Linked DNA regions of Mus musculus: regions 2 and 3 are each linked to region 1. A link is a loop called in an ENCODE intact Hi-C map of the cell type or tissue named here. Cell type or tissue: heart. All regions are shown on one strand.

Evidence for each region. A loop is a pair of places that touch in the nucleus more often than their neighbours do. Peaks named below come from ENCODE experiments on the same cell type or tissue, not always from the same donor. Only the 100,000 strongest peaks of a DNase experiment are listed, where the experiment ranks them.
Region 2: it touches region 1 in a loop (5-fold over the local background); 6 of 42 quality-filtered maps call a loop at or near these places.
Region 3: it touches region 1 in a loop (2.1-fold over the local background); 2 of 42 quality-filtered maps call a loop at or near these places.

What each region holds. Positions count from the first base shown.
Region 1 is chr10:20,543,864-20,551,863 of GRCm38, reverse strand. Pde7b (phosphodiesterase 7B) reads left to right here and starts at 3,536. Exons shown (of 12, transcript NM_001347366.1): 1 at 3,536-3,973. The coding sequence starts at 3,736. In heart, CTCF peaks have their summits at 3,610 and 3,818 (motif pointing right); DNase peaks (open chromatin) are centred at 883, 2,533, 2,923 and 3,583; H3K4me3 peaks cover 1,451 bases; H3K27ac peaks cover 2,193 bases.
Region 2 is chr10:20,482,636-20,490,635 of GRCm38, reverse strand. The region is part of intron 1 of Pde7b (phosphodiesterase 7B); the gene reads left to right. Among named protein-coding and RNA genes, the nearest start is that of Pde7b, 62 kb to the left of the region's middle. RefSeq lists an enhancer at 1,869-5,734. In heart, no CTCF peak of the experiment used is centred here; DNase peaks (open chromatin) are centred at 125 and 3,575; H3K4me3 peaks cover 717 bases; H3K27ac peaks cover 1,826 bases.
Region 3 is chr10:20,401,200-20,409,199 of GRCm38, reverse strand. It overlaps Pde7b (phosphodiesterase 7B), which reads left to right. Exons shown (of 12, transcript NM_001347366.1): 11 at 1,992-2,072. Among named protein-coding and RNA genes, the nearest start is that of Mtfr2, 57 kb to the right of the region's middle. In heart, CTCF peaks have their summits at 597 and 3,587 (motif pointing left); a DNase peak (open chromatin) is centred at 669; H3K27ac peaks cover 459 bases.

The DNA.
Region 1 (8,000 bases):
CATATATGTAGATGTGTGCATGCATGTATGTAGGTGTGTAAGTGCATGTGTGTAGATGTGTGCAGGTGTGTGTAGATGTGTAAGTGCATATGTGTAGGTGAATGCATACATGTGCATAGATGTGTGTGTATGCATATGTGTGTAGATATGTAAGTGTCTCTGTATGTGGAGGACAGAGGTCCATATCAGGTGTCTTCCTCTATCCCTTTTCTGCCTTGGTTTTTTTTAAATTGAGCCTGGAGCTCACCTTATTGGTTGCCTCAAGGTCTGCCTACCTCTGCTCAAGCTCAGATTACAGATATAGGCTTCCCCAGCCAGCTTTGCCATGGGCAGTGGAGAGCCATGCAGCCTCATGCTTCCCCTGTAAGGACTTTACCCACCAAGCCTGTCTCCCCAGTGCTGGGACAGGCTGGCTGGATTTGGAGAGTTCATATCACACTTCATTCACACACACAGAGAATCCTGTTTTTCTTTTACTTGAATGGAAGATGGGTTCAGAACTAGTCTATGTTGAAACCTCCTGTCCATACATAGCACATTAATTTCTGATAGCAACATTTGTGAGAATTCTCCAACAAATGAGGCTTTGCTTCACAAGTCTCATGAGTATAGAACACCTCATGTGTTTCCCCAAGCTGGGTGGCCCAGACTTCCGGCTTCCATTGTATCTCAAGGTAAGTGATGTTCACTGAGTGAAGGAAATCACAACTTCATAGGCACACTCTCCTAAGGTAACTATTTGAAAGACCAGAGACATCTTAGCCTGAGGTTAGTTACAAAATGTGACAAAGCCACCTTTCAGAGAAACACTGTGGCTGTGAGCTTTTAGTCTGTAGGAGCAAGCACCTCATCAACTCCCACTGGTCTCAGGGGCTGCTCTTGAGCCAAAAGTCTCCTGAGCCAAGCTTTCTCGCAAGATTTCCTGTGCTTCCTGTCTCTGTGTGAGCCAGAAATACCCTGAGAACGACCTTTCTTGTGGTATTCTTGCACTTCTGCTCTGGGAGGAACGTAATCCCATATTGGGGAAATATTTTAAATTAAGAAAACATTTTCAACACATAGACCTTCAAATGAAGTAGGTCCCATTTAAGGATGAAAATTGGAAATGATGGTTGCTTGGCCTTAACGCGTCTCACTCACTCATATTCAATAACCCAACATTCTGTAACTTCTCTGATTCCAGGAAATGTGTGGGACAGTGTAGAAGATGCGGTAGAAGTGTATAGTCTTGGCTTTAAAAAAAAAAGTAATCTTGAAGAAACCTACAGGGAAGATCTGTGTTCTTAATCCATTAGCATCTGAGATATATCATAGCATACGTTTGTCTTCTTTGTTCTTAACCCCTTTGTTTCAAGGGTCAGGATATCCTGGTGCTAAGTACTCTTGCAAAATAACTGAGCAAAAATAAAAATAGTCAAACACTTAGGAAACCCTTCAAGTCAGGGAGGATTGTGACTGAGGAATGAGGTTAAGACATTATTTAGGAAGTGTGGCGCGGAGTGTGACAGCCATCTAGATGTGCTTGTTACATAGAAGTCTCTGATTCCTGCGGTGCTTGACGCCCTGAGTCTAATGGAAGAGCTGTCAAACTGCAGACACATCCAATTGCTTTATAAATGCTTTTATCTCAACAGAGGGAGTTAAAGAAAGACATCTGTCAGATAGAGTGGATCACTGATTTCTGCCTATTGGGTTGTATGAATATGTCGTTGTTATAGAAAAGCTGCAATATTTTAATATAAAATTCTCAGAAAAGTAGTCACTCATATAGATAGATAGATAGAGAGAAAGAGAGGGAGAGGGGAGGAGAGGGAGAGAGAGAAAGAGAGAGAGAGAGAGAGGTATTGACCTTTTTCATCTACTAGGAAAGAAAGCAAGTTCACAATATACTTTTTTATCCATAAGAAAAGAGAAGAGAAAAAAATAATTCATTATTAAAAATCAAACTTATTAACTAAGCATAGTTTTAGAAGAGTAACAAAGAAAAAATGTGATGGGCTTTACTGCTTTCAACTTTGAAAACAGAGTACACAAGGAAGGCAGAACAGTGAGAATAAAACAGCCTGAGATGGCCCCAAATCTCCTCCATGCTCCCCTAAAGAAACATCAAAGGATCGTGTGATCAACCAGCCATAGGAATGTAGAGCGGGAGCAACAACTTGTACATCAGCAAAAATAAAGAGCCAAGCAAAACAAAGGCCTTTGCAACACAGAGACACTGAGCCTGGAGGAAGACAGGATTGTTACAATGTCTTTCAAGAAAACAGGGCCTTTCTGAGTGAATGTACAAGTTCAAATTGTTCCTACAAACCCAATTTGCTGGCAAAAACGCCAAGCCAATACCACCCCACTTTCCTTTATGTCCAAGGCCTTTCACATAAGCGACAGGGGGCATCTCTGTTGCCGTGTTGGCTCTGACTTCCAGGGTCAGCGCCTTCATCTCTGAACCTCAGGAAACAAGAGGCCTGGCCCACAGTTGTCCTCAATTCTCCGCTCTGGGGTGGGGAACGCAGTAGTCAGTGGCCCAGATATTAAGCCCACAGTGTGGTCTCTTTGAAAAGAACCAGCCACACTTTCTTTTTCAGGCCATTTATGACCCCCTACTAACACCCTTTAAAATGATGACTGCCCTTTGAAAATGGGTTTTTAACCATCCCGATCCACGTGTCCAAGCTAAACAGACACCCTGTGCATATGCATAAGGACTCTGACACTTCCCTAATCCACTTCTTTCCAGTCAGCTTTGGAATGTGATTCAATGTTATTTCCTTCCAACTTGAAGGGCAGCTGAGGTTACAAAGGGATTTGACTAATGGACCAAAACCCGGTTAGTTTGCAGAGAACTTTGACAGTAGAGTGGGTGGGGTCTGGAAGGAGGAAGGAGAGTGTTTGAACTGTGGTCCTTGGGATCCAGCCACCCCCATCCTGTGCCGCACTGTGAACAGACAAGGCAGGCCCCCCACCAGGCCCTCCTGAGGGAAGGCTGCTGCGGAGGCACGCCAGAGCTCAGCTTCCCGGTTTTTTGCTCAAAGTTCCTTGTGATTTGCAAGACCAGAGTCTGGGAAGCTTCTAGGCTTCCTGTGCCATAGATTGACCCCTCACCTGACGCTTCCAGATAACTAGTCTGGGGGGGGGGGGCGCTCAAAGAGTCACGCAAAGCGGGGCCCCAAGTCTTTGCCTGAAGTCTTTCACTGCTAAGCCACTTGACAAACTTGACAAGCAGCAAAAAGAAAAAAGAAAAAAAAAGAAAAAAAAAAAGGGAAAAAAGCTCCCAGAAAACAAAACAAGAGGAAGAAGAGGGAAGGCGAAGGCTGAAGCCTCCTCCATGGCTTTCCCCACTCCCGCTGTCGTTCCAGCTGTAGCCTGGGATTAATTAAGTGCTGTGAATTCGGTGCCTGGGAGAGAAGAGGAAAATGCGCTGTATCTCTAAGGAAGGAAGGAGTCCAGAGACTCAGCAGTGAGGAACCTTAGGCGGTGCAGCGGTCTCGTCTCTCTCATCTCGTCGCCAGTGTTTTGTGCAGGGGCTGGGAAAGCCAGAAAGGCTGTGCCAGGCTGGAGGAGGCTTGTCTTTCCAAGGCTGGAGAGGATTTCACGCGGGTTTGCCTGCAGCTGCCCGGGAAGAAATTCCCCTCTGGTGGCAGCAGCAGCAGCAACAACAACAGCAGCAGCAGCAGGAACAGCAGCAGCAGCAGCGACGGCGGCAGCCCTACCTCTTCTTCTGGGGAACAGGGCAGAATGCCTGTGCTAGAGCGGTACTTCCACTCTGCAGAACTAGGCAGGAGGTGGACGGCCCCAGAAGCTGTGCTACCCTCTTCCCTCAGCAGCAGGCCGGGGTGCCAGCAGGGGCCGCTACCCTGGGACTTGCCAGAGATGATCAGGATGGTAAAGCTGGTTTGGAAGTCCAAAAGTGAGCTACAGGCAACCAAACCGAGAGGCATTCTGGAAAATGAAGATGCTTCCCACAGCTTCCCAGGTAAACTGACTGTGGAGTGCAGAAGGTAACCCGGACAGGTCTCATCACTCTGGGTCCAGTACTTGGGTCAAGGAAGGGAGGCAAGCTGTATGGACAGGGTTCAAGGGCTAACTTACAAATGTTTGTTCTGTTGTAAAAGCATCTCTATGTTGAGCGTGATAGATGCAGGAGTATTAGAATGGAAATCAACAAACTTAGAATACGGGTCAGTTTGCTGCAGGCTTGCCCTGCGGACTTAACCAGGTCAAACCTTCTGCGATTCGGACCCCAACAGCAGAGAGTGCAATCGGATTCTCTTTAATGTCCATCCTACTCCAATATTTCCTGTCCATAGTTAGCAGAGTCTCCAAAAGAGTAATTCCTTTAGGTTGCTATGTGCATGTCTTTAAGTAAAAAATGTATCCTCCAGTTTTCAACCATGCAACATGTGATGTGTATTGTGCTCCTAGAACTGAGTGTGGTCTGCAGGCTTTCTCAATCCTTGCAAGTTACTCAACTACTCTGCCTCAGTTTCCTCTTTGGGCAAGCGATGAATAATACCCCTACAGAGATGAAGAAAGCTCAGGTCATCCACAAGTGTGGTGATGATGAGTCAGAAGGGCTTTTTCATGTCATAAGAATGTGCTGTTTGGGATGGGACAGTCAGTTGGATCTTTCCTGTGTGTCTAATGGGGAGGGGAGCCAAGATACCGTTGGGGGCTCTTAAACTGCAAATGCCACAACTGGTGGCTGGGTGCTCCCTTCCTCTGGGGAATCTGTTGGTGAGTAAAAAGAAGTGGGTTCTTGGAGAAGTCATAGGAGTGTGTTTATGCCTTTTATGTCCCGGCCATCTCCGTGCAGCAGAATCCTGACATGCCATCGGCACTGAGCGATGGGACAGGCAGAAAGACAGACCAAAAATCATCTCCCTTTTTCTCACGGAAATGGGCTGAGAATAAAAATTCCCCTGGTTTTGTTTTAGATAACTTATTGCAGAGAGGTTTGTCGTTCGTTTTTCCATTAAGTTGCCAAATCAATCGTTGATAAAGAATATTATTAAAAAGTAATGCTCAGGGCGGGGGGGGGGGAGTCTGGGAGGAAGAAAAGAAACTAATGCTCTTTACTGAACGATGAGTATCTGGGCACTGAGGAAGGAAAAGTGAGGCAGTGGCCTGAGGTTGTGTGGCATCTGCAAGTGGGAAGCCAATGGAAGTGGGTCTTGGTCAGAAGAAATGAGGTAATGGGAAAGCCATTCATATGTCATGTAGCAGGGAAAGGGAGAGTGAAGCCACCTAGGCAGTGGATGCAAGCAAGGCACCACAGCTGTGCTAACCCTTGCTTCGTGTAGCTGACTGAGATGATTAAAGTTCGTATTTCAAATGACTCCCCTTCATAAACCGTCCACACTCGTCTCTTGCCAGCCTGTCTGTGAGGGAAAGTCGCACATAATTCTTTACATGTCATGTGGACTGATGCCTGACCCTGAGCCTCTCACACCTCCCCACTGGTTCCTCCCTTGCCCCTTGCCATCTCCTAACTCACACCACATCTGCTTCACCTGGCCTGCAATGAGACTGGCAGTTTAAATGCCTCCTCCGGGATGCCTGTTTGCCTCATCTGTTCCCCCCCACCACCCCCATTTCTCAGGGAAAGAAAAGTCTCACAATTTTTGATGTGAGCACAAAACCCTCTCACCCACCAGCTCAGGGCCAAGACGATGAACCTGGAGATGTGTGGCTTTGCCTTCTGAGTTGTCGCCTTCCTTCTGGCCCTCAGCCTGTCTTTGGCCACTGCCTGTGTCTTTTCTGCAAGCCACAAGTGCTCTTCAAAGGCATCATTCCCACTATTAGACCTAGGCAGTAATAGCCTGGGTTGTTTTCCATTGTATATGGGGTGGTGTGGGGGAGATGTGGGAGAAAGCACCAAAGTAAATCCAAACTACATGAATCCTCTTATATCACTTACCTCACAATCCTCAGTCAATGGAAACTTAACAACCTTATTAAGAAACTGTGCATCAAGTGGTGCCTGCCTCCAAATCTCACCCTGTGCTTCGAATGTCTTTCTTTGGCTCACCCAACTGAAAATGTTCTATTCAAACTGCAAAACCAAATTCAAGCATCCCTGCCCTCCATTCCCATCTTCCCAGAAAGCAACTGATAGGTCGCACGCAACATTTTTCCATGCTATTACTGAAAAAAAGGGAAGCTCAATATTATAAATTCTGTGTATATTTTTTGACTGCCTGTGGTAACAGATGATTAGACTTAAGTGTTTAAAAAACCATGAAATTGCAGAAATTCTGAACAGCATCAGTAATCACTTTATAGGACTCTAAAGACAAAAGCCACTGGCTCCTTCTCCCTTGTGAAGGGCACCAATATTTGTATTCATGTTTCTTTAGACAATACTAGAACTCTTTCCTTTATGGTGAAACAGCTGAGGTATTTTGTTAGGTAATAAAAGGGTGAACAAAGGAAAGCTGAGAGAATAAATAGAAATATCCATTCATAAGAAATTCAAGATGAGCTACAGTGAATTACAAGCCAGGGAAGGCAGAAGAGGGCAAGGAACGGCTGGGGAGGTGACAGGTCAGCATGCCCTGGGTGGCTGCTCTAGGCAGCAGGCTGGAGGGAACTTTCATGCCATATGAGATGCATGGCTGTGTGGAGAGTGACCCTAAACTGGTCATTGTCCCAGGTGTGGCTCACTCTCAAATGTGTTTCCAGAGTAATTCTAATAACTGAATAACCAAGTCAGAATACCTCGGCAGTTACTAGGTTCCATCTTGTAGTTTAATGAGAGAAACACTCTTAGGACTCTTGTCTGTTTTTCCTTTCTTGAAGCAAAAGATCATCTAATTAGCTAGTCCCCGTGTTTTAGAAATGAGGTGAATAGTTCAGAAAGATTCAACATTTGTCTCATGATTCCCCCAGAGCAGGATCTTAATAGTCTGAGTCACAAAACTTTTACATGAACAGAACACATGCTAGGTGTTTAGATTCACACTTAAGGTGGGATGTGGTTTCTGTAGGTACCTGCTGTTGGGGCAAAACTCATGATTCAAAAAGAAAAAAAAAAGCTCAGTTAAAAAACTTGTTTTTATATTTAATTTAGGCTAAAAGTTTTTTACTGATATGTGTTATTTCTGTATCAGAGTATGCATATTTACCATATTTAGGTAGAAGTCTCCAGTGCTGAGAAGGTGTGGGGAACAGGTCCTCTCTGGCCCTCAAAGGTTCCAGCAGCACTTGGAGAGCAGGCATCAAAGATGGGGGTGGGGGTGGGCTGGGGATGGATGGAAGTGGGTAAAGAATTACCAGTTTCCCAAACACTAGGGGTGCAAACATTGTGACAGTTTTGATTCTCAGCAGCAGCAGATACAAGCTCAGATGCCTCCAGGAGAGCCTGTTCTTACTTGAAGAAATAATTTGACTTTGAGATTCAACCACAGAACTCCAAATTCTATATATACTTTCCTTCCCTTTTGGTGTCTCCAACCTGGATTGTGGATTATGTTTTAGTTATTTATTAAATCTCTTCTTATTTTAATGGGCATTGGTTGCAGAAAAATAAGAAAGCACGGGATTCGTTTGAAGGAAAGAACACAGCCTGTTTCCTTTCTAGCTCTTGCCTGTCATGTACTTCAAAGAGAACACAAATATCAGAAATGTACCTGAGCAGCAAATGACAGACAGACAAGAAAATCTCCCAAAGGATTCCAATGCCAGAACTCTACGATTTAAACTGACACTTAGCCTAGCATTTAAAAGTGTCTTAGGTAACGGGCATGACATAAATTATGTTGAAGAGTGAGCACTTTAATCATTATGATTCAGGGAACATTTATCAGATGCTTAGTGTATACCATGGACTGTGCTAGGCGACACTAGCTGAAAGATGAATCCGGGGTTTAATGAGAGGAGACTGGTAGTGCATTTATGAATGTGGGCTCTGCCTGTAGCTTCAGTGTGAAAACAAGCACTTGCTAGTTTAAAGTTCTCCATGCACTCAAAATATTGACAGGAGAGCTGGTGAGACAAAGCAC
Region 2 (8,000 bases), 61 kb after region 1:
GTCTGAAACAGTCTCTCTGAACCCACACTACTGCACATTTTCCTCTGAAGTCGCAGTAGTGTGTCCAGAGCAGCCAAAGTCGAGTGAGTGAAATGAGGTCCCTAGAGCATTGCCTTTTTCTGTGATAACACAGTCATCCACTGTGCAAGCCAAAACTTAAGAGTCATCTTCAATATTTCCCTCTCCCTTCGACCTACCGAGCCGTTCCTCATAGCATTGTGTCTGTTTCTCTACTGACATCTCTAACTGGCCTCGGGCTCTCTACCGTCTTCTCTCACCTGGCCTACTGCAGCTCCCCTCCAGAAAAGGGAAGTCCTTATATATGTCTTAACATGGAATTAATTAGCTTTTGTTGCACTAGCCAAAGTTGCAGTGCTGGGTTTCTGAATAGGACGCACTGTCCTCTTAAGGAGGTTAAGCGCCCTAGCTCCATAGCCTAAGGCTACCTGGGGACTCCTTACCACTACACCCATTCAGCACAGTTATCAGCTAGCATCAACACCACTTACATCAAGTGAGATTTATAAAATGAAGGACAAGAACTAACTGCTTTTTGGCAATTCTCTTTTTCTGTGATTGGCACAACCATTTAATTATGCAGTATAGAGATATTGATGCATATATATATATATGTATATATGTATGTATATATGTGTGTATATATGTATGTATATATGTGTGTATATATGTATGAGAGAGAGGCATTATCCTGGAGCCTGCTCTCTCTAATTCGCTTACTTGTTTCCTCATTATCCTCTTTCTTGGCCTCTTTTGTCTCTCTCCTCCTCTATGTCTTCTCTGGTAGGTTTTTGGGTTTTTTGGGTTTTTGGGTTTTTTGGTTTGGTTTTGTTTTGTTTTGTTTTTTCCAGGAAGCTACCATGATCATTTCTGAAAGTGACACTTCTGATTTCAGTTGTTTACCTGTATTCACAGAAATCTTGCTTATCTGAGTAAGGTTCAAATAATACTTCCACCCATTGTCTCCCTTTTAAATGCAATATTTCTGCTTAACCTAAACATTAACTATCAACAATGCCATGTGACTTTTCTCTTTTAATTCAGATGGAAAATGGTGGAGAACTGTTTTAAACTGGAGTATTTGTGACATGTACTTTTATACAGTTTCATAAAGTTTCACAATGCCACTGAGAGAGGAACCTGGCCCAAATAGTCTGGGAAAATCGTGAGACTCTCTCTGATTGACACTGTATCTGCTCCTTGGCCTGATTCTCTTCCCAGCTGTCAATAATCTGAGAGCCAAGAAGCTAACTTACATAGCTGTGTCTCCACTTTCCCTCCTACTTTCAAACATTCGGTTTAATGTTTAATATTTAATGATCACTTGTGGAAATGAACCAAATTAGACTAGAATCCCCTCCAAGTCTGGTTAAGAACTGGCTGTCTGATACTCAACCCTTAAAAGCAGTACTTAGCTGCAGATTGCAAGATAATGTAACCCACACTGTTTGGAGCTCAGGGCTCTTGAGCCAAGGGCTGGGACACACAAGCCGTAGACTTCTGCTACTGCCATCTCACTTCACCTAACCAGGTATGTCCAGCAAAGAGGGAAGCAATACAGACAGGGAGATCAGGCCCAGATTGTTGCTCTGTATAGCATTCTGGGTAATTGAGAGTAGCGCACCAAGCTCTTAGGACTGCCTGGTGTAATACGACTCAGTCACTTACCAGCTCCTGGGGAGGTTGTTGTGGGAACCTCAGACTCAGATGTGTCAAGTCATCCAGACAGCTATTGGTAGCAGAAGGGAGCACCTCAGAATATAAGAATAGTGACCCCCTCCCCCCAAAACTAACTTTTTGGGTACAAAGCACTATGCTGAGCCCTTTGTATAGAGATTTCTATATAAAGTAGCAGGCTTAGCTTTGGAGAGATACTGGAGGTGAAGGCATTGTCCAGGAAATAGTGTGCCACTTACAACGCTGCCAAGGGAGTTTTCTTACTTAGTGCAGATCCAGGTGGCTTGGTCCCTGAGACACCACCTCAGGCTGTTCTCAGTCCTCACAAGAGCTCTTTCTCAGCTCCTTGGAACCCTGCTAAGGCAATCCTGCTACTACCTTTGCAATAGACTGTTTTAATTAGGCTCCTGTATTCTCAGGGATTGGAACTTTTTTTTCCTCTGAAACACTACCAAGTTGAAAAGTGAGGACAGCTCCTGTTGCTGCTAGTCTGGGTAAGAGCCTGCCTTACCTGTTCTAGAGACTAGCATTCAAGTCCCAAAATACACTTTTGTCACCAGGCATTTAATAACCCTAAGCTAAGGTTGCAGAGTGTATTGTTTAGTAACGTTTAGTAACATTGTTCTTTCTTTTATGCATGCAAAGAAATTATTTTTGCTTCTGTCAAAAGCTTGCTTTCTGGACAACTGTCAGTTTCTTTTTGCTACGTAAATGATTTCCAACAATGACCCAGAAATGCATAGTTTCTGAAACAAACCAATCAAAAAGCTGGACCGTTCTACTTAGCCCATCTGATAGACAGTCCTCTGTGGTTAGACAGAGCCTGCCGCAATTGAAATCCTCGGAGGAAACACCGAGTCTAGTCAGCTGCACTGGGTCTCACATGTAAGACAACACTCCTCAGACAATAATCTCTGACTGAGTTAAGTACACAGGCTGTTTACAGTATCTCATAAGTCCACAGATGTTTCAATTGTACAACTGTTAAGCTAGCTAAGAAGTCATTATTTTTCTCCCAACATAATATATTTTATGGATTACTTGGGAATTTCATACAATGTACCCCAATCATACTCAGTTCCCATTACTCCCCAGTCCACCCTTCCACTCTTGTGTCCTCACCCCCCCAAAAAAAATTTTTTTAAAGTATACCAGGTATAATTTGTGTTGCCCATATATTTATCCGAGCATGGCCAAACCCTTGTTAACCAAGACCTTTAGCAAACAAGCCTGCATTGGAGCCCAGTGTATCATGATGAGAGCCCATGTCTGAGGTGTGCAGACCTGGTTCTCTGTCTTCATGACTGGCAACAGGGCACAAGGAAGCTCAAGAAAATGGCTTTCTACCAGAGTATCATTTTGTCCACCATGTTTTGGTTGCTGCAAAGTTTCTCTCTTTCCTTCTTTCTTTCTTTCTTTCTTTCTTTCTTTCTTTCTCTCTCTCTCTCTCTCTCTCTCTCTCTCTCTCTCTCTCTTTCTTTCTCCCTCACTTTCTCTCTCTCTCTCTCTCTCTCTTTCTTTCTTTCTTTCTTTCTTTCTTTTATGCCATTGCTATCTTCTTCAGATTATTATTGATACCCCTGCCATGAGATCCCACCCCATGGTTCCTGAAACTTGTATATAGCAAGATCATCACCACCATCTTTCTTCTCCTCAGACGCAGCAGGAACACTGTTGCTCGCTCCCTTTTTCAGGCCCTCTGCTCACCCCAAAATGACCTTGGAAGCACTTGATGGGGCAGGAGTCTGGTTCTTGTCATATGGCCCATGTTTCAGCCACTGTAAGCTGTCACCACTGTCAGAGTCTCCACCCTTCTCTGCCAGTTACATAAGAGGCCACATCAACGTCCTTCCCCTAGCACAGCTTTTATTAAACAGACACCACAAGAGAGGCCAAGTGGGCAAGAGGTCCATCCGGAGCTACGTCCCCTGTGGGGCTGGGGACTGTCTCTGGGTCTTGGCTCCCGAAACGAATGACTCAGCTCAGCCTCGGCCTGCGTCTGCAGCCTTCAGGACCAAGGACGACATGTTGTGCTTTCAGCTCCGAAGGAGCAAAAGAGCAGCAGTCCTTTCAAAAATAAGAATTCCCTTGCTGTTTGCTTCCTTTTGGAACACAATAAGAACAGACCGAGGACACGGCTCGGCTGTCAACGCTTCCTCCCGGCTTCCACCGCACCTTTCCTTTGCCAGGAAAAAAAAAAAGCTGCTGATGTTAAACAAGGGTTTAATGAATAGTCAAAATAATTGTTTAGCTTGGATATAAAACCCTAGGTAAGCAGACGGTTGCCCAGACCAGGGGCCAGCAAGAACAGCTCTGAAAGGACTACAAGGACGTCACTTGTTCTGTCCTAAGGCCAGAAGCCCTGTGGCCTCAGCTCTCCTGAGGACAGCCTTACACAGTTATTTCTCTTCTCACCAGCGTTATCAGTCAACATCAGAGGGGCTCGTGGAATAATGAAAGATTACTTCATATATACATATACATATACATGTGTATATATGGAGCTATCAAGAGGTTTAAGAGCCATTATCTTCTCAGAGTACAGCTGGAGCTTCACTAACATAAGCCCTGAAGCTGGATCTCCTGGGTATGTGGTCAACCTGGGCCATTGCTCCAGTTGATGCTGTCTATTCTGTTCTGTTTTTCTTTCTCATAAATTACATCCTGACTGTAGTTCCCCATCCCCTCCTCTTCTCCCAGTCCCTTTCTTCCTGACTTCCCCTCTCCCAGAGATCCACCCCGCCTCCATTTCTTAAGTAGGCCTCCCAGGGATATCAACAAACATAGCAGAAAAGGTTACAATAAGATTCTCCCGCACAAACCCTTAGATCAAGGCTGAGTAAGACAACCCAGTAAAAGGAAAAGGATCCCAAAGGGCACAAGAGTCAGAGGCCCTGCTCACACTGTCAGAGGTCCCATAAGAACACCAAGCTACATACCATAGCACATCTGCAGAGGACTTAGGTCAGACCCATGCAGGCTCCCCAATTGTCGGATCAGTCTATGAACCCCTCTGGGTCCTAGTTAGTTGATTCTGTGGCCTGTGTTCCTGTGGTGTCCTTGACCCCTCTAGCTCCTACAATCCTTCCTCCCCACTTCCCTGAGCTCTTGGAGTCTATAGTTGTTTTGTTTTGTTTTGTTTTTTAAATTTAGGTGTCTTCACTAGCAACTTGTTTGCTGTTGACCCTTTTCCCCTAAGTTGAGGGGTTCATCATGAAAATTCTGCTCAACTGAGAACTCAAATAAGTTAGTTATAAACCCCATCAATTCTAGTGAATAATGTTTGGCTGGGCTCTTTGCATCTGCTCCTCTCAGTTGCTGGGTGAAGCCTCTGGTGATGACTATCTAGGCTCCCATCTACAAGTGTAGCAGAACATCAATAGAAGGCATTTCAGTTCATTCAGTTCATTACCTTTTTCCCCTGTCAGGTTTGGTTCTATCCCAGGTCTCTGGGCTACCCAGCCGCTGATTCCTGGCCCTCCAGACAGTGACAGGCATAGGCTACTTCTCACAGAATGGGTCTCAAGTTGGACCAGTCATGGACTGGTCACTCCCACAAGTTCTGTACCACCTTTACCCCAGCCCATCTTGAAGTCAGGACAAATTGTAGGTGGAAGGCTTTGTGGCTGGGTTGGTGTCCCAGTATCTCCACTGGAAGCCATGCCTGGTCACAGAAAGTGGCTACTTCAGGCTCCATATCTCCTATTACTTGGAGTCTATAGTTGTTTTGTTTTGATTTTTAAATTTAGGTGTCTTCACTAGCAACTTGTTTGCTGTTGACCCTTTTCCCCTAAGTTGAGGGGTTCATCATGAAAATTCTGCTCAACTGAGAACTCAAATAAGTTAGTTATAAACCCCATCAATTCTAGTGAATAATATTTCTAGTAATAGTTTTCCATCCCAGATTTGAAAGGAACAGGTACTGCGTTGCTACAGAACAGGAGTCAGTATCTTATTCCTATAGCCATTTACTGAAATGCTCTTTGAAAAAACATCTATTTGACTGAATCCTGGATTTCTCAGGGTGATAGATTCAGCAATATTCAGTCTGCAGGAATTATAACAGCCATGCATCTGATTTATTGTCATGTAGGAATCAGAGCATACAAGAGCTAGTCCTCAACAGTTTGTACAGTTCTCAGTGCAGACAATATGAGAAAGAGATCAAGAACATGGACTTGGAGCAGCTCTGAGTTTAAGCACAAGTTCTTAATAACCTGTTTAAGTTTGGGCACATCAAATTTCCATTGGCTTTCATTTCCTCTGCCACAAAATGTTCTATTGACAATAATAATAAATAATACCTACTTCAAGTTGTTAAATTGATAATGACAATGTAATGATAATGCGTATAAATTCTCAACCTAGTCCAAGTAGCCAATCAATGTTTGTGAATAATAATAATAATAGTAAAAAATTATTAATAATATAGTTAGTGCCAGGCAGTGATGGCACACGCCTTTAATCCCAGCACTTGGAAGACAGAGGCAGGTGGATTTCTAAGTTCAAGGCCAGCCTGGTCTACAAAGTGAGTTCCAGGACAGCCAGGGCTATACAGAGAAACCCTTTCTCAAAAAACCAAAAAAAAAAAAAAAAAAAGAAAGAAAGAAAGAAAGAAAGAAAGATATAATATAGTTGGTGAATAGTTATAATAACAATAGTAATAATAATAGTGAATAAAATAGTTAGTGGAAATGTAATTTTCACATATCACAGCATCCTCAAAATAAAACTTGTAAAGGGGGCAAACTTGCCGTAACTGTTTAAGTTAAATGTTATAAAGATGGACTTCAAAGCCATTATAGACGTACCTAATGGTTTTCATTTTGACAAAGTACTGGTCCTGTTAGTAAGGGAACCTAGTGGTGTGCTGTTTCTCTCTGCCTCTTCTGCTACGTTGTGCTCTCTCCGGTTTCCTTAAATCTAAAGTCTCCCATGCAAGGTGCCCCTGTGCTTCTCATTCTTCGATGGGCAGCAGAAATGAAGCCTGTCCAAGGTTTTAAAACCAATGTCAATATCACGCTGATATTTTCTGAGAGAACGATAGGTACCCTCATACCTACAAATTCAAAATCAATTCTTTGACTACTGAAAGAAGATACTAAGAGAGAAATCAATTCAAATAACAAGTCTCAGAGAAAAGCCCAAGGCTTAACAGCAGGTCAGCAAAGCTACAGACCCAAACAGCTTCGTAGGACCACCTACAGTCTCACCTATTGTCTTAGTTGGGGTTAGTACTGCTGTGATAAAAAACCATGACCAATCAAGAAGTTGGGGAGGAATGGGTTAATTTGACTTACACATTGCTGTTCATCACTGAAGAAAGTAAGGATAGAAGCTCAAACAAGGCTGGAACCTGGGGCCAGGAGCTGATAAGAAGACCATCAGGGGTGCTGCTTACTGGCTTGCTCCGCATGGCTTGCTCAACCTGTCTAGAATCCAGGACCTCCAGCTTAGGAACAACACCACCTCAAATGGGCTGAGCCTTCCCCCACAACCACCAATTAAGAAAATGTCTTACAACTGGAACTTAGGGAAGCATTTTCTCAATTGAGGTTCCCTCCTTTCAGAGGAAACAATAGTTTGTATGTCAAGTTGACAGAAGACTAGCCAGCACACCTATGCATAAATTTTTAAAATATTTTTTGAGATTAAAATATAATTATATCATTTCCTCCCTCTGACTCTTCCCATGTTCCTTGCCTTGCTATATCTCACATTCATGGCCTTAATTCATGGTTAAGTATTATTTTATACACATACACACACACACATACCTAAATATAGAAATACAACCAGCTTGACCCACATAATATTTCTTGTATGTATAATCTCAGGGCTTATTTCTTGATATTGGAAAACCATCCTAGGGACTCCTCCCTGGAGAATGTCATTTCTTCTGCTCCCAGCATTGCTTAGATGCACGTAGTTCTTTGTCTAGTATTGAGACCTGGTAAGATTTCTCCCTTCCATGTTGGCATGTCTACTGGTTTCATCCTTGTTCAAAGCTTGTTTAGACAGTCATGTTGGTGAGACTTCCTGGGTGTAGCTTCTCTGACATTTCTAAGAGATGAAATCTCATGGCACACTCTTGTGCTTCTAGCTCTTATAATCTTCCACCCCTTCTTCTGCTATGGTCCCTAAGCCCTGCTGGGTGCAGGAGTTGTGTTGTAGATGTATCAGTTGGGTTGGTCATCACGTGGTCATTTGTTCTCTGAGTTTTGATTGGTTGTGATCTAGATTTTTAGAGCACATGTCAGCCATGCATAATTATAAGCTATACTAAATTCATTTACATTAGCCCT
Region 3 (8,000 bases), 140 kb after region 1:
CCAAGACATAAAGTCTCCACTGAGAACAAAAGTAAGCATGGTGAAGTTGGCGCAGAGAGGGTTTAAAGTTAGGCTGAGTGCTTGCTTCCCGGTGTGATACATAAACTATTGAAATAGCAGCAGGAGAGAAGGCTAGGACTACAGTATTGAAGATCAAGATTCTCCTCTGGCCCACTTGCCTCTGATCCCATCATGGGCTATGATTGCTGTCCATTGTGGTTTAAAGCTTTGATCTGCCCATCGGACACTTAATTCAGACTCTAGGCGACTTGGGGACAGTGGTTGCACCACTTGGGCAGACACAGAGTTCAGGAATCAAAGTTACTAACTACAAGGAATCGATGGCATCGGGCAATCAGGTTACTATGTTTCTTTGCAAAAACCTGCCCTAATGAGATGCAGCACAGTTACGTAGAAAGACCGGGAATGTTTGCCACCACGGTCACTAGGGAAGAGCTTTCACCTACACTGCAGATCTCCCAGCAGACCAAGGAACCAAGGAACTGACTTGTTCCCTTTCAGTTAAGGGCCCTGCAGTCCAGACATCCCGTCTGCTTTGAGAAGAACAGACTCTGCTCATCGGAACTATCTTTTTCCCCTAGTGGATGTCTTTTAACTCTATAGGAATGACTCCTGTCATCTTGATGAGCCCCATCTGGCTTTTGCTTGTGGATCTGGACTCAAATGCCAGCTCATCTCCCCAGCAGCCAGGCTTCTTTCAACAGTTCTTAGTTGTCGCTGCTGCTGCTGCTGCTGCTGCTGCTGCTGTGAGACAAGGCCTTGATATTTAGGAGAGGCTGGTCTCAAACTTACACTCCTGCCTCAGATCCTAGGATGTGAGGGCCACTATGCCCAGTTAGGACAAACATGACAGATATCATGCATCACATTAAACAAACAAAAAATATCCTTTAAGTTGAGGTTTCAGGTACAGGGTTGGGTGGAGAAAAATGGCAGCTTATGAATTAGGAAAACTGTGAGGTCAGGTATTCCTCCCCTCCAGTCCTCAACGCTTTAAAAAGGTTCTTTGTAAATATGGGTTGATATGTCCACAAGTAACCTAGTTTTCCAGAAGTTTTTATTAAACATCCACTCTATCTTTGTCTAATCCTCAGTAAAATGTATTTTTATATGAATAACTCTGCATGGTATGTTACAGTTGCCATCAAGAAATATGGCTGGTACCATTGTAAGACCCCAAATGCTAATCTGCAACATTCCCAGAGGAGAGACTGTTGAGTTTTCCTCTCTGTACTTTCTACATTGGTTAGTAGAATTCTTGAAGACAAGTGTTTCATACTTGTCTGGTGAGTAAGAGAAAGAATAAAGAACACCTCACAGAAAGACAGGTAATGGGACAGGCCTGTAATGGAGGGCTCATTGCTCTCCAAACTATGGTATCTCTGAGGCTCATGTGGCTTAGCTAAATTTTAATTAATTATAATGTAAAAAGAAATTAAAATTTTAGTTCCTAGTGTGTTGGACATGCTTCAGAGAGTCCCCAGAATAGAGTGTGTAGAAAACTTTTCTATCACTGAAAATGGCAATGGTACCTGCCACCAAGACTGACAACCCATGCTCAATCCCCAGATTTGACATGTTAAAAATAGTCTCCTCCTACTGATTGTCCCCTACCTACACACACACACACACACACACACACACACACACACACACACAAGAGAGAGAGAGAGAGAGAGAGAAAGAGAGAGAGAGAGAGAGAGAGAGAATAAATAGATGCAATTTTTAAAAGTTTGTCCCACTGTCAAGCATACCTACTCAAAGGAGCCACTGTTAGGGATTGTTGATGCCCTGTGGGTTTGTCTTTAGGCAGCTCTGTAAGCCAGTGGTCCTAAGGGGTTCATGAATATTCCAAGGGAAGCAACAGTAACCCCCAGAACGATTTCCTCCAACTGGATCATTAAAGTTTTTGATACACATTCTATGAACTCTTAAATTGCTATGTGTTTCTTGTTCTTCTTTCTTCTTAGGTGACCTTGAACAGAAGTTTGAACTGGAAATCAGTCCTCTTTGTAATCAACAGAAAGATTCAATCCCTAGCATACAAATTGGTGAGTTGAAATCTGGGTTTTGTTTTGTTTTGTTTTTTTAATAATCAGCTGAGCATCCTCTACAAAGAGTCTCAAAATAATAATAATAACGATAACAACAACACACAGCCTTCCAGAGATCTAAATGGCTGGGGCCAAACAAACACTTTAATCATGACCAACCTTTTAGAAAATTTTCATTTGAAAAATCAAAACAATTAAGGAATGGAGTTTGTTATAGATCTTTAACTAACTTAACACTAAGTTCCAGTGTCAACATTGTGATTTTAGAATAGAGTGAAAATCAAGAAAGATTTGGTAGTGCACCCTATAATCCAAGTACTTGGGGTGATGAGCTGCTAAGATCGTATATCCAAAGCCAGCATACACTTATGTAGCAAACTCAAAGCCAGATCGAGCTGCCTAATAAGATCCAGTATTGAAAGCCAAGAACTCAGAAGGTGGCTTAGAAGTACAGCACTTGCCTGCAGTATGCAAGGCCCTATATCCATCCCTAGAGCTACAAAAAGAACAGAATCCATGTGCTGGAGCCATGACTTGGTCAGTAAGTGTTTGCCAGGAAAACTCCAGGTTCAGGGAGAGACCTTGTCTTGAAGTACAAGGAGGACTGGGTGAGGAGATGGCTGCCAGTAACGTGCCTGCCTCACAACACACAAACATGAAGATCTTTGTGTCTAAGAAGTCAGGCCCAGAAGCCAGCACTGGGGAGTTCCAGAGGCAGCAGAATCCCTGACAGACATTCCCTGACCTGCTGTCCTAGCTGAATTAGTGACAAACCCTGTCTGTCAAAATGGTGACTGGGTAAATGGCTCAGTAGTGAAGAGCATGTAACTGCTCCTGCAGAGGACCAGAGTTTGGTTGTTAACACCCATGGCCTGTGTCTCACAACTGCCTCTGTGGGCACACACACCCACATGCCCATACCCACACACAGGTACACATACATATATAAAAATTAAAAGGAACTATTTTTTAAAAAAATAATTTTTAAAATAGGTAGAGTGTAATCTTGGGAAATCATCCAGTGTATCTCTGGCTTCCACACACACATGTGCACTCACACAGCCATACATGCACATGTATGCACATACAAACAACATACATGTACATATGCATGCACATACATATTCACACATGCATACACACACCAAACAGTAAACAATAGTGGTAAAGAGAGACTCAACTGAGAAAGACACCCATTATTGGCTTCTGGCTTCCCACTGCATGCACACATATGTGCATACCCACATACACATATTCAACCGCATGCACACACAGAAACATACCACACATACAAAAAAATAAACTCTAAGTCAAACTGAATTAGACATTCACAGCCTCTTCAGAGCTCAGAGGGTGGAAATCCAAATGAATCAGGCTTTAAGACCCTTCCCATGTGAGCTAAGTGCTTTAGCATCCTTCAGGGTGTGTCCTTAACCTTTATTCACAACAGTTAAATCCATGGCCTAGTCCCTAGGCCTGAAATCCTAGAGCCCTGCTGTCCCCTTGTGGCCAGATGACAGTGTTTCTCCACTCTCTACTTCAAACCACATTTCTGTCCTGAGCTCATGAAACCACACTCCCTTTCAAGTGTCAACCATGGCAAGCAGCCCAAGTGCGGTCTCATTGCATCCACAATAATTTTTGCTTTATCTAATCACATTACACATAAGGTCTTCATGCAAATCAAGTGGGCAAACTTTTACTTGCTTCACTTTAGTGAAGGAAATATTTTTGCTCTCCATCTTAAGACATGAATTCCGTCTACATATAAAGCTAGCCTTTCTTCTCCTGCAAGCACTTCTGTTAAAACCAAGCACAGCTAGGCCTCTTTTCCTCGATGAACTCCATCCTTGACATCTAGTCATTCGTGACTTTGCACAGACCCACCGCAGGCCATTTCATTCATAGGGTGGCAGGTCTCAAAGCTATTAAGCCTTGGCATTGGGAAGGAAAGGGGCATCTGCGAAGATGAGCTGAAAGTGAAGAGAGAGAGAGAGAGAGAGAGAGAGAGAGAGAGAGAGAGAGAGAGAGAGAGAGAGAGAGAGGGAGAGAGAGAGAGAGAGAGAGAGAGAGAGCATGTTAGAACCATTCTGCTGACAGCCATGGAGGGAGGCATCTAATCCACAGTCCCACAGAGAAAGCCTTAAGGTCAGGAACTAGCAACCATTCAGCCGCAGCTACAACCATCTTAATGGACTGCACACACACCAGATAGGTATGTTGGATTGGGTAGGTTAAAAATAATCCATATTTTTCCAAATCCCCTTCAATATTCTTATGCTGTGTTCATAATTAAACTGATTCACTCCCCAAATCCTTATGGGGTGAATTGGGAGGAGTGTTTAAAAAAATAGAACCCTTGGTGGGCATAATGGCACAGGCTTTTAATCCTAGCACTAGGAAGGGAGAGATAGGCAGATATCTGTAAGTTCAGTGCCAACCTGGTATACAAAGTAACTTCCAGGACAGGCAGAGTTACTAGTGAGACCATAACTGTCTTAGTTAGGGTTTTACTGCTGTGAACAGATACCATGACCAAGGCAAGTCTTAAAAAGGACAACATTTAATTAGGGCTGGCTTATAGGTTCAGAGGTTCAGTCTATTATCAAGGCAGGAGTATGGCAGCAACCGGGCAGGCATGGTACAGGCAGAGCTGAGAGTTCTACATCTTCATCTGGAGGCTGCTAGTGGAAGGCTGACTTCTAGGCAGCTAGGATGAGAGTCACAACCACAGTGACACACCTACTCCAACAAGGCCACACCTCCTAATGGTGCCACTCCCTGGTCCAAGCATATACAAACCATCACACTACTGAAGGAAGGAAGGAAGCAAGGAAGAAGGAAGGAAGGAAGGAAGGAAGGAAGGAAGGAAGGAAGGAAGGAAGGAAGGAAGGGAAAGAACAGAAACCAAGGCCCAGCACACGTCAGAGTCACTGGGGGGGGGGGAGATATAACAGCAGACATGCTACCTCAGCATCCATGGCTTCATGCTTCAGTTATGAAGTTTTATAGTGGGGTTCCTAATTCTGAGACTCCCTTTGTTAAACTCTAGATAGAAAGAATCTTGCCATGTTGCTGCTTACAACACTTTGAATCACGTTTCCAAAAAAAAAAAAAAAAAAACTTTACCCTATTAACCACCCAGCCTAGACAGGCACAGGGCTGATTTCAGAGTTCAGTCTTGTTGTCATGAGAACACATTTTGCCTCATTGTATGTCCTGGTTTTCAGCTTAGTGATATATGGTAGAAAGGGAACTTCCATGGCTACTACATCAGAATAACAGCAACAAGAAAGAGAAGATGATTATGAAACAACTCTTGGTCCCCCATTACACAGCTGCCAGCTCTTACAGGTTCAGATTGGCATGTGTAACAAGGTATATTAGACTAAATTAGAAAACCCTGAACAGGTAAGTCTAATGACCTACAAGCTCTAGCCACACACACACACACACACACACATTTCTCCACTGGGTCCTATACAATGTCGCTATTTTCATTTTCTCTCTTCTGAATCCCCTGACTAAATCATCTCCTCTCACCTTGTTGTCCTCTGTGTCTATTGTATTGACTGATGGAGAAGCCTGTTAGAACCTTTTCTTTTTCTTTAGTTTTGATAATTCTGTACATGTATGTAATGAAATATGATCATTTCTATTCCCTATTCCCCCTTCAACTCTCTCCATAGCTTCCCAACACACACACACACACACAACTTCATGTCTTTTATTACTTTATGACCCAAGTCCAATTAGTACTGCCTCTTGTGATATGGAGCCATTCAGTGAAGCATATGATATCCTTAATAAAAAAATTATTATCCCTGTCCCAGCAACTATCCACTGCTAAAGGCAACTCAATATGAATAGGGCCTAATACCCCATCTCTGTAGGAATTTTAGCTGGCTTGACTTAGCTGTACAGGTCGTGTCCATGGCTGCTCTGAGTTCATGACCAGAAGACAGCGTCCCTCAGTGCTCCTGCCCATCCTTCGACTCTTTCCTTATCTTCATCTTCTATCCCACAATGCTCCCTGGGTTTTGGGGATGGGGGAGTGGCTAATACAGATGTCCTGTTCAATGCTGAGTACTTTGGTCTCCTGCTCTTAGCACTTTGACTCATTGTGCCTTTCTCAGTCACTGTCCACTGCAGAAGGAGGCTTCTCTGACGAAGGTCGAGAGCAGCCCAGATCCGTGGGTATAAACACTAATAGAAGACGATTAGACAGCATGAGCACTGGGTGGAATAATAAGTTCTACCCTCGAGCCTGTGATCTCTGTAGCCATAAACTTCTGATTAGGATTGCAATACCAGACAGAAAATTCTTTCCTGTGGAGCAGCCTCAAATCTGATCAGAAAGCAACCGGTTAGCTTGGAACATTCACGCACTGGTGAGCCGGTAGGTGCGTCTTGCCTGGCAGGTCATTATTGCAGCATGTAGGGTCCAGCACTGGGTAAAGACATACTTTCCTTCCTGTAAAGCAGCCTGCATGATACCTTCTGGCAATGAAAACTAGTCACCAAGGAGGAGGCTTCCCAGTCAGTTTGATTTACTTCTCTGTATCTTACATTGGAATTGTGTGGTATCTTCAGCAACAAGGTCTCACAATGTAGTTGTGATGGGTAACCGTGGGCAACAGCAATAGTTCGCATTGTTTTGAGACCTCTGGGGCTTCCCAAACCAAGAATTCATAGAACAGAATTCCAGGCCTTGTACCACAATTTTCTTTCTCTCTTTCTTTCTTTCTTTCTTTCTTTTTTTAGGATTTATTTATTGTTATAATGTGAGTACACTGTCGCTGTCTTCAGACACACCAGAAGAGGGCATCAGATCCCATTACAGATGGTTATGAGCCACCATGTGGTGCTGGGAATTGAACTCAGGACCTTTGGAAGAGTTGTCAGTGCTCTTACCCACTAAGCCATCTCTCCAGACTTTTTCATGCACTAGTTCTGAGCAAGTCATTCAGTATTTCCTTGCTTCATCTCCCGACGAGATGGCTCAGTGGTTAAAGCCTGCATTGCTCTGCCTCTCTGCTTCTTATCCCAGTCCATAATGAGGTATTCCTGAGTGTAAGTCTTACTTAGGTAGGTTTGATTTTCTGCGGAAGTAAATCACATTTGCTCAAAAGGAAGTTGCTCCCGCACCTCCTTCCTCCACACTCACTCCTCCCCTCTCTCCATCAATTTTAAAAGAATGAATCGAATAAATCTCTGATTGATAAAATCTATAGGAAGACAAAGAAAAGTTTCCTTCAACCTGTGTCTCCTATAAAACCCCCCTTCCCCTCCCACAATGCCGGAAGGACTGTACCAGGCCCAGTGAGCTCATTCCTGGGGTGTCTGGAGCACACTGGTGGGACAGTTTCTCAAGCCTGTCTGATGCTTATTCAGACCTTAAAATCTTTCTTACCCAGAGCAAAAAAGTCTTCACATAAAATAGTACAAGTACAGAGGTGACCCCAGGGTAACGTCACGGGGCAAATGAGTTGAACTTTTTCTTACGTTGGATCTGTAACTGTTCTACTTAGGAAGTAACACTTTCTAAAATTCACAATTTGAATTTCAGAAGACTATCATTTTGCCGCATTTTCTAAAATCTCAAATATCTAATCTCTTCCGATGTAAAGAGGTGAAAATGAAATGGCGGGTACAAAAGGAAATCCTCACCGCTGAGCCTCGGCGCCTATGAGCACGGCCAGTCAGACCTAAACATTGACCTTTCCTGTGCCTGCGTTAGCTCAAAGACACAGCACAAGATTTAAGTCACGTTCACCATAAGATATTTCAGAAATGCACAATAACCGTTTACACTGCAGCCTCCGCCTCCCTAGCGTTCCCGCAGGCCCAATGTCTGCTGTTTGTCCAACACTAAAACCGGGTCAAGTCTTCGAATTCACATGTTTATAAATATAAAGGGTTAGT